Regions from separate parts of the Homo sapiens genome. Here region 1 is linked to region 2. Evidence: read pairs that join two places in POLR2A ChIA-PET (ENCODE). Cell type or tissue: K562. All regions are shown on one strand. Each heading gives the region's core, and the rest is flanking DNA. Links, peaks and the distances in the headings are about the cores only. Region 1 overlaps FCAMR (Fc alpha and mu receptor). Region 2 has its middle 18 kb from the start of IL20.

The links. ChIA-PET counts read pairs that join two places held together with the same protein. Peaks named below come from ENCODE experiments on the same cell type or tissue, not always from the same donor. Only the 100,000 strongest peaks of a DNase experiment are listed, where the experiment ranks them.
Region 1: POLR2A ChIA-PET joins it to region 2 with 6 read pairs; 1 of 35 experiments calls an interaction of 5 or more read pairs at or near these places.

Annotation. Positions count from the first base shown.
Region 1 is chr1:206,952,741-206,958,053 of GRCh38, reverse strand. FCAMR (Fc alpha and mu receptor) reads left to right here. Exons shown (of 8, transcript NM_001170631.2): 8 at 1-87. Among named protein-coding and RNA genes, the nearest start is that of PIGR, 8.9 kb to the right of the region's middle. In K562, for the core only: no CTCF peak of the experiment used is centred there; a DNase peak (open chromatin) is centred at 2,353.
Region 2 is chr1:206,845,316-206,850,691 of GRCh38, reverse strand. No RefSeq gene overlaps it. Among named protein-coding and RNA genes, the nearest start is that of IL20, 18 kb to the left of the region's middle. In K562, for the core only: a CTCF peak has its summit at 2,955; a DNase peak (open chromatin) is centred at 3,041.

The sequences.
Region 1 (5,313 bases), core at 1-5,000, 110 kb before region 2:
GGCAGTAATTGCATTTTATCTGTCTCATGATGCCCCCAGAGAACTTCCAACTCAGTAGGACCCCAATAAATACCTGTGTCTGATTGACTTGGGGGCTCAGTGGCCTCTAGGCACCCTTCCTCTGCAAGAACTCTGGGTCCCCCTGGGCTTCTGCCCCTCCTTTTGGGAGTCCCCTAGATGACCCCACAGGCAGCTGGTTTCTCCGCTGAGATCAAAAGGGCAAACACCCATTCCTCACATCATCCCGCCCCATTTGGACCCAGGCTTATTGTGCCGTAGACCTTTTGACCCGGCCAAGATTTTCTGGGATTTTCCTACATTCATGGAGGAGCAGGGTATTTTCAGTAGATTCTTGCTTTCTTCATAAAGGCCCTCTTGTTCAGCTGCTTATAAATCCTCGATATGGAGGACTGTTGGTGAAGCTGGAAAATGGTTTTTGGGGGTGAGGTGGGAGACAAAAGAGAGGAATTTTATGTGGATTCTGCCCTGTAACTACATCACCTCATGCTTGTCAGGGAACTTTCGCTCCACCCTAGGCCCCACTGCCTTTCCAGGAATCACATCCACTATTTTCTTTTGCCAGATCCGCTGGCAAACTGTCTGGGCTCCATTGTTGGATGGAACAGCCTGAGCGGTGGAGGCAGAAAGGAAAAATAGGCACCAATATCGAGTTGAGAATTGCCAGGTAGACATTTCCAGAAGGCTTAGTCCTGCCTTCTAAGCTGTCAGCAGCACAGAAATCCTTCAGTAATACCCCCTTATATCTGGTTCTGAACACAGACACTGTACAAAGAAAATCAAGGAGATGCCGGTTTTATGGCTTATAAGAGAAACCTGTTGTTTTGGATAAGTAGGAAAATTGCACACATCTAACCACATGGAATCGCAGAATTTCAGAGCTAACAGATCTTTAGAGATTAGTCTAATATCCTCATTCTAGAAGAGAGGGACTTGAGGCCCAACAGGGTTAAGGGTACAGGTGGGGGGCGCTTGTTTAAAGTCACCCAGTTAACCCAGTTAGTTATAGCACTGTGAGGACTAGCAAAGAGAACTCGTGACCTTGGTTCAGGGCCTTTTTCACTTCACCATTGCTGAGCATTGTACCAAAGCAAAACTCACTGTCAAAAATCAAGGATACCACAGTCGTCCCTCGAGACTATTTTCCTGTTCGCTTTCTCAATGACCTGCCCCAAATAATCCTGTAACGGAGATAGGACAGACATCATGGATCCTATTCAACCAATGAGGGAGCAGGCTCTGCAAGGTGTGTACTTCAGCAAAGGCCACTCGGAGCAGCCCACCTCCACAGCTATGTTCTGGATCGCCGTGCCCCTTGCTTGGATTTATGATCTAGGTATCTGGTCAGGTCCTTTCCTGTGTAAAGCTCTAAAGGCTCACTTCTTTCTCTCTCTCTCTCTTAGGCTTGTGCATGGAAGGTTTCATGATCATTCCCAGGAATTGGTTCTCATTTGTGGCAGGGATGGGCCCAGCACCCAGACTGTTTCTAATGCTAGATTCTCAGGATGTGAAAAGGTGTTCTGAGGAAAAGGAGGTTTGGTAGATTAATGAAGTTTTGGAAATGCTGGGAAACCACAAACATTCTTCTATGCAGGATCTTTTGGAGCCTTTGCTATATGGAGGTGTATTGTGAAACACCCTGGGTTTTCACACCTCGGGATGGGGACATAATGTGTGTTTCCCAGATGTGTTGGATTATTGTGTTTGATTGAAGCAGTCCCAAGGGGCTGGAGTTCCTCACATCACTGTTTGGGGAAGCCTGATGCACTAAACCCGGGGTTGGCCAACTCTTCAGTAAAGGGCCACATGGTAAACATTTTAGGCTTTGCAGGCCATACAGTCTCTATGGCAACTACTCAGTTCTGCCGTTGCAGCACAAAAGCAGCCAGGCAATCGAGAAACAAATGACCGCAGCTGTGTTCCAACAAAACTTTATTTCCCAAAACAGGAGGGAGGCTGGATTTGGCCCTTGAGCCAGAATCTGCCAGTCCCTGGACTAAGCCATGAAATTGTACAGGACTCTTTTGTTCCCACTCGGATCTGGAGATCAGATCCTATTCTTCCTCAAGGGCTTCCCTGACCACCTTTCTCCAGGACCTCTCCTTCCTCCAAACGGCTCTAATACTTTCATTGTGGAATTCAGCAGCTAGAATGTTCTGTCTGACTACCCCATCTTGGGGGAAGAAGGGGAGGGAGGAGACAACCAGCCCAGCAAGAGTGTTGGCCACGTGGCTAGAGCCAGGAGCGTTTCTAGCAGGGAGGCCGTTATAGGGAAAGTTAAGCTCCACCAGAGGTGGAGCTGGTAAGAGTTCAAAAGGCCAGGGCAGGGCCAGATTAGAGTCCCAGGGCCAAGAGTTTGGAGGGGGCAGAGATAAGATCTGAGTAAGAACTTTCAGGGAGAGAAGCGGGGAAGCCCCAAGTGTTCACAGCTCTCCTTTATGGGCTAACTGATCCATGGAGTAGTCAGGAGGGTTGATTTAAAGGGCCAGAGGCCAAACTGGCAGAGGAGGCCACCTCCACCACTTGGTATTGTCAGTGCTGTTGTTTTTCATCTTATACCTCCGGCTAGCATGATGCCTATACCACTGAGATGAGGGGCAGGCAAACATCTATCCCTAGGCCAGAATCAGGGAAGCCTCCCTGGGGATTTCTAACTTAGGATTAGAATCTAATCGAGGATGCAGGGAGACCATTGATTTTCACAAGATCAAGCAGATTCTCAGGTTCGGGTGCATTTCTGCAGTTCACTTTACACTGTTACTTACTAACGCTGCTACTGCTTGTTAACGTGTTTCTGCACAGCAGGCACTATCCTAGGTGTTTTCACATTGTGTATCACAGTTACGGTAACATTTCTGTAAGGTAGGTGTGATCATTCCCATTTCATAGATGGGAAATCTGAGGACCAGAGAAGTTAAGTTACACTACTCAGGAAAGGGCACACTGGGACTTCATGCAAAGCACCTCACCTCCACAGCTGCATTCTCGATCTTTGTGTCCCCTGCCTTCCCCCTTGCTTGGATGTATAGTCTGAGTATCTGGTCAGGTCCCTTCCTGTGTAAAGCTCTAAAGGTTTGCTTCTTTCTTTCTTTCTCTCTCTCTCTCTCTCTCTCTCCCTCTCTCTGTCTTTCTCTCTCTCTTTTTCTTAGGCTCGTGCATGGAAGGTTTCATAATCATTTCCAGGAATTGGTTCTCTTTAGTCACCTAACTAGTTTATTACAACCCTGGCCTAATGAGGCATTAAAAAAAAAAGTTCAGAGAGCCGGAACTAGAGCTAAAAATTCAGGCACCAGCCCTGAGGTCCTTGCTGACATATGTATAAAAGGAGCTCAGATCTTTATTTGTGGGGATGTCCATCTGTCTCAGCTTACTCGGGGCAAATGCATGACTCTAAGCCAACTTTTGAGAGCTCTCTGCTAATACGTTGGAGGTTTCTTCCTCTCCTCCAATAGCCCACTGTGGTCTGAGACATAAAAAATCAGTTTAATAACAGCCTCAGTCAGGCCCTAGGGGAAGATACCTCCACAGAGAGACCCATAACGCACTGCAGCCAAGTAGACACAGGTTATTTGATTGTGCTCACCTGGTACAGATATCCCAGAGCTGAAAGCATGACTAATGTGGAATGGAGAATGGAGATTCTACTCAGAAAGAAACAAACCCTGCATTCAGGGTCCAGCACCACCAAGCTCTTCATTTTTCATACAGTGACACAGCTTGGTTTACAGGTGCTGGCCTTCCCGGGCCAGCCTGCTCCCTTCACTGTCAGCAGTATGATGAGCTGTCATCCTACTGCCTACTCTCTAAGGGGCCAGCTGAAACCCATGTGGGCAGCAGAGAAGCGGCAGCCTTAGGAGAGAACCCCATGCTGCACCTCTACAGGCATGTGGTGATCACCAGTGCCAATGCCCCTGGCCTGCAGACCACTGTTTGCCTCCTGGATGCATTGCATCAAAGACATTGATTGAAGCCAGGCACCGTGGCTCATGCCTGTAAACCCAGCACTGTGGGAGCGTGAGGCAGGAGGATCACTTGATGCCAGGCGCTTGAGACCAGCCTGGGCAACATAGTGAGACCTCATCTCTACAAACAACAACAACAAAAAGACACACATTTACTGAGTAGGATCTGAACTCTTCTATGTTCTGCCTCTGCCACCTCTGGCCTTGTTCCCACTGCTCACTTACTTGCTACCTCTATCCAGATCTACCAGTTCTGCTGTGAGCATAGAGGGTCAAACAAAGGCTACTTCTTTCCCTGAGTGGCAAACTTCTGGCTTCCTAACCTTGAGTACTTTAGAGAAGAGGAAGAAAGCTAGGACTACTGTGTCCAAAGGTGTTTTCAGAATGCTCTAATTTGTCTGAAGATACTGTGTTTCATTTCAGACAAGAGTTCAAGAAAAAGAATTCAGACTGTGGCTTCTTTAGGGCCTGGCATGGGAAGATCAGACTGATTAGCAAATGCAACTAATCTAAACATTTTATGGGGCCAGCACTTTCCTTCCCTACCTCTGCCAGTGGAGTACAGACAACTACAAATTAATTACAATATACATCACCAAAAAGAAACATACTCCCATTCTAGAGATGGGAACATTGAGGCTCAGATGAACACAGGCTGCAGGGGATTACAGGGGCTATTTTTCCAATCGCTGCCTGTCAGGCAAGCCTTGGGCCGAGAGCCAGGCTCAGACCAGGAACAAGGAAACAGCAAGTCTTCAGCAGGACCCCAGTGGCTTATGAGAGGGGCTGGGCCCAGTCACCTGACACTCCACCTATTGACTTTGGATGTCTACTCCAAAAATCTTCCTCCTTCCGCTTCTCCCTAGCCAGGGTGTGGAGGTAACAGCACATAGGACAATGGTTGGGTAACCTCAAAAAAGGTTTGCTCATATGTCCCTGCCTCTCAGAAACAGAGAATCAAAGCTCTTTGGAGTGTAGAGACTAGACCCAAAGAAGAATTGAGAGAGCTTTTGGACCATGGCTGACTTTCCATTTCCAGGGCCTTTTTCTTTCTTTTTTTTTTTTTAAATATTTTTTTTATTTATTTATTTTTGAGACAGACTCTCGCTCCCTCGTCCAGGCTGGAGTGCAGTGGCACAATCTTGGCTCACTGTAACCTCCACCTCCAGGGTTCAAGCAGTCCTCCTACCTCAGCCACCTGAGTAGCTGGGATTACAGGAGCACGCCAGCATGCGCGGTTAACTTTTGTATTTTTAGTAGAGTATTTTTCACAATGTTGGCCAGGCTGGTCTCGAACTCCTGGCCTCAAGTGATCGCCTCACTTGGCCTCCTG
Region 2 (5,376 bases), core at 290-5,289:
TTTATTCCATTGTGGTCAGAGAAGATGCTTGGTATCTCAAATTTTTTAAAATGTTTTGCCTTGTTTTATGACCTAAAATGTGGTCTATCCTTGAGAATGAGCCATGTGCCTCATGAGGAAAAGAATGTGTTCTGCAGCAGTTGGATGAAATGTTCTGTAAATATCTATTAGGTTCTTTTGGTCTATAGTGCAGATTAAGTTTCTTTGTGGATTTTCTGTCTGGAAGATCTTTTCAGTGCTGAAAGTGGGCTGTTGAAGTCTCCAGCTTTTATTGTATCAGGGTCTATCTCTCTTTTGTTCTAATATTTGCTTTATATATCTGGGTGCTCCAGTATCAAGTTCATATGTATTTATAATTGTTATATCCTCTTGCTGAATTGACCCATTTTCATTATGTAGTGACCTTCTTTGTCTCTTCTTACAGCTTTTGTCTTGAAATCTATTTTGTCTGATTTAACTGTAGCCACTCCTGCTCTTTTTTGGTTTCCATTTGCGTGGAATATGTTTGTCCATCCCTTTATTTTCACTCTGTGTGTCTTAATAGATGAAATATGTTTCTTGTAGGTAGTAGATCGTTGGGTCTTTTTTAAAAAATCCATTCAGTCACTCTATGTCTTTTGATTGGAGCATTTAGTCCATTTACATTCAATGTTATTATTGATAAGTAAGGACTTACTCCTGCCATTTTGTGATTTGTTTTCTGGCTGGTTTGTGATCTTCCCTTTCTTCTGTCTTTCCTTCCTGTCTTCCTTTTAGTGAAAGCGATTTTCTCTGGTGATAGAATTTAGTTTCTTGCTTTTCATTTTTGTGCCTGTGTGTATCCATTGTATGTTTTTTGGTTTGAGGTTACCATGAGGCTTGCAAATACTATTTTATAGTCCGTTAATTTAACTTGATAACAACTTAACACTGTTTGCATAAACAAGGAAACAAAAAGCAAGCAAAAAAAAAAAAACTAATAAAGACTCTATGCCTTAACTTTGTTCCCACACTTTTTAACTTTTTGTTGTTACTATTTATATCTTATTGTACTGTCTGTGTCTCGAAAACTTGTTCCACTCCTCAAGTGGAAGTTACTATTTTTCATAATTTTTCATTGTTTAGTCTTTCTACTTAAGATAAAAGTAGTTTACATACCACAGTTACAGTGTTATAATATTCTGTATTTTTCTGTGCACTTACTATTACCAGTGAGTTTTTTACTTTCAAATGATTCCTTACTGCTTATTAACATCCTTTTCTTTCTGATTAAAGCACTCCCTTTAACGTCTCTTGCAGGACAGGTCTGGTGTTGATGAAATCCCTCAGCTTTTGTTTGTCTTGGAAAGTCCTTATTTCTTTTTCATGTTTGAAGGCTATTTTCACTAGATCTGATATTCTACAGTAAAAGTTTTTTACTTCAGCACTTTAAATAGGTCATGATGCCACTCTCTCTTGGCCTACAAGGTTTCCACTGAAAAGTCTGCTGCCAGATGTATTGAAGCTACGGTGTATGTTGTTTCTTTTTTCTTCCTGCTTTTAGGATCCTTTCTTTATCTTTGACTTTTGGGAGTTTGATTATTAAATGCCTTGACGTAGTCTCCTTTGAGTTAAATTTGCTTGGTGTTCTATAAACTTCTTGTACTTCAATATTAATATCTTTCTCTGGGCTTGAGAAGTTCTCTGTTATTATTCCTTTCAATAAATTTTCTACCCCTACCCCTGTACTTCCTCTTTAAGGCCAATAACTCTTAGATTTGCCCTTTTGAAGTTATTTTCTAGATCCTGTAGGCGTGCTTCATTGTTTTTTATTACTTTTTCTTTTGTCTCCTCTTGCTGTATATTTTCAAATAGCCTGTCTTCTGCTTGCTGAATTCTGCTATTAAAAAACTCTGATGTGGCCGGGCGCAGCGGCTCATGCCTGTAATCCCAGCACTTTGGGAGGCCGAGGCGGGCAGATCACGAGGTCAGGAGATTGAGACCATCCTGGCTAACATGGTGAGACCCCGTCTCTACTAAAAATACAAAAACAAAATTAGCCGGAAGCAGTGGCAGGTGCCTGTAGTCCCAGCTACTGGGGAGGCTGAGGTGGGAGAATGGCGTGAACCTGGGAGGCGGAGCTTGCAGTGAGCCGAGATCGCCCACTGCACTCCAGCCTGGGCAACAGAGTGAGACTCTGTCAAAAAAAAAAAAAAAAAACCAAAAACGAAAAACAAACTCTGACGTATTCTTCAGTATGCCAATTGCATTTTTCAGCTCCAGAATTTCTGCTTTATTTTTCTCATTATTTCAATCTCTCTGTTAAATTTATCTGATAGAATTCTGAATTCCTTCTCTGTGTGATCTTGAATTTCTTTGGGTTTTCTCAACGCAGCTATTTTGAATTCTCTCCCTGAAAGGTCACATATCTCTGTTTCTCCAGGATTGGTTGGTCCCTGGTGCCTTATTTATTTCACTAGGTGAGGTAATATTTTCCTAGATTATCTTGATGCTTGTAGATGTTTCTCTGTGTCTAGGCATTTAGCTATTAATTGTAAGAGGTAGGTATTGTAATCTTCACAGTCTGGGCTTGTTTGTACCTGTCCTTCTTAGGAAGGCTTTCCAGATGTTCAAAAGGACTTGAGTGTTGTGATCTAAGCTCAATCTGCTTTAGGGGGCACCCCAAGCCCAGTAACACTGTGATTCTTGCAGACTTGTAGAGGTACCACCTTGACAATCTTGGACAAGATCCAGAAGAATTCTCTGGATTACCAGGCAAAGATTCCTGTTTTCTTCCCTTACTTTCTCCCAAACAGTCTATCTCTCTGTTTTGAGACACCTGGAGCTCAGGGTGGAGTGACACAAGCACCCCTGTGGCCACCAAGGACTGTGCTGGGTCAGACCTGAAGCCACCACAGCACTGGGTCTCACCCAAGGCCTTCTGTAACCATTGCCTAGCTACTGCCTGTGTTTGCTCAAGGCCCTGGGGCCCTACAATCAGCAGGTAGCAAAGCCAGCCAGGCCTGTGTCATTCTTATCAGGGTGACAAGTTCCCCCAGGCCCCCAGAGGTGCTATCTGGGAGTCAGAGACTAGAGTCTTCTTATCAGGGTGACAAGTTCCCCCAGGCCCCCAGAGGTGCTATCTAGGAGTCAGAGACTAGAGTAAAAAACCTCAGGAGTCTACCCTGTGTTCTGTTCTTTATTGTACTGCACCTGAGCTGGCACTCAAATCACAAGATGTAGACTTTCCCACTCTTTCTACCGCTTTCCAAAGGCAGGAGAGCCTCATCGGATGGCTACCGCCACTTCAGGCCCACAGAGAGTACTGCCACACTACTGCCAGTGTTCCCAAGGGCTCTTCAGTCAGCTTGTGGTGAATGCTTCTAGGCCTGGGACTCACCCTTCATGGCTGTGGGCTCCACTGTTCCCCAGGGCAGGTTCAGAAATGCCATCCAAGAGCCAAGTCCTAGAATCAGGGACCCCAGGAGCCCAGTTGGTTCTGTACCCCATTGTGTCCAAGCTGGTACCTAAGGTGCAAAACAAAGTCCCCTTTACGTTTCCCTCCACTTTTCCCAAGCAGAAGAAGTCTCACCCCATAGCTACCATAGTTAGGAATGTGCTGAGTCTCATGTGAAGCCAGCAAGTCTCAGAGTCTCACCCAAGGCCGTCGACATAGTACCTGGATATCATTGCTGGTTATTCAGGGCCCAAGGGCTCTTCAGTTAGCCAGTGATGTATCCTGCCAAAACTGGGTGCTTCCCTTCTAGGCAACTGGTTCCCTTCTGGCCCAGGGCGTGCCTAGAAATGTCAAGTGGGAGCTAGGGCCTGGAAAGGGGGCCTCATGACTGACCAGTGCCCTATCCTTCTGTGGTTGAGCTGGTATCCAAGATACAAGACAAAGTCCTCCCTACTCTTTTGTCTCCACTCCTGAAGTGGAAGGAAGGAGTCTCATTATTTTGAACTATGAGCTGTGCAGCCTGGGGTTAGAGGAGGGGTAATGCTGGTACCACTTTAGCTGCCTTGGTTGATGTCTCAGTATATTGTGTGCATTCACACCCTAGTCTGCTGGCTCTGGGCCCAGTTCAACACTAGTACTTGCCTAGGAGTTGCAGTCCTTCTGGCCTAGACTGAATTTCAAGTTTATTTGGAACCCCAGAGCACTTTAGCCCACAGTGGTAAGGCTTGCAGAAACTCAAGTTCTGACTGTTGGGGTCAGTGACTCCCCTCTGGGTAGGGCTGGTTTAAATCTCCCTCCATGGGTGGCCATCAGGTGAATGTGTTCCAGTTTTGCTTTCTCCTGTAACAAGGACAGTACTGATTTCAATGCCTCACAATTGCTGCGCTCTCCCTCTCCCCAGAACACAAAACTGCTCTCTGCACCACACTGCCACTGATGGGGGATTGGGGACAGGGTGGCATCAGCGATTCAAGACTGTTTTTCCTACCTCTTCAGTGCCTTTTTCAGCAGTATGAAGTTTCAGCAGTATGAACATGTGTGGCTATTAACAATTTGCTCTGGAAGATGGAAGGAGGATAGAGCATCCCCAGGAGGAGCCCAGGCCTCAGCTGGGCCGGGAACATTGCGTGACATACTCAGAAGTTGGCCTCTGCTCCTTTGCTCTGTGTATGTCCATAATTTCATGTGTAACTTCAGAAGCTTGTGGCTAGTTAGTCCAAGCCCCTTTTGGTGCATCTGGGTTTAGTTATCTTCATTGCTGGCATTCAACATAGTAACCTGGGCCCTAGGTTATACAGTCTTGTCCAGGATAAAAGGAACTCCCCTAGCAGCAAAAGGAGAGGGCACCAAAGCCAGGAAGATGGGGCCTGGATTCATTTTCTGGATCTGCCATCCCAAAGCTTTGTGGACTTGGGCAAGCTCCCCCACCTCCCTGAGCCTGAGATGCCTTCACTGACCGTGTGAGGATAAGAACTCCAACCCCCTTGGCTTCCTCTGAGGCTTGAATGAGGTCCTATGTGTAAAGTACCTGTCATGGCCCTGGTGCGTGACATGGATTCCCTCCCCTTGCACCTTAGCAGTGGAGGTGAGCTCCAGATTTTTCAAGGGTACCTACTAGGGGCTGACAGAGGACTCAGCATGGTTTGGGAGATAATGTTACTCTTGGCTTCTTAGCATGTATTTCTTAAGCACCAGCTCTGTGAAGAAACACACACAAACACACACGCACACACACACACACACACCCCACTATGCCAGAACTACTGCGAACTCAAAAAGCATTGGGACATATTCTTCAAGTCTGAAAAAAGAGAAAGGAAAAGTAGACGGGGAAAGGAAGCAAACAAGAGACCTAGGAGAGTTTTAAGCAAGATACTAGCCATTTCAGAAAGGATGAGCTCTTCTTCAATTATCTTCCTCCTGCTCCTCCTCCTCTCCTACTAGTACTTCTACTACCATTG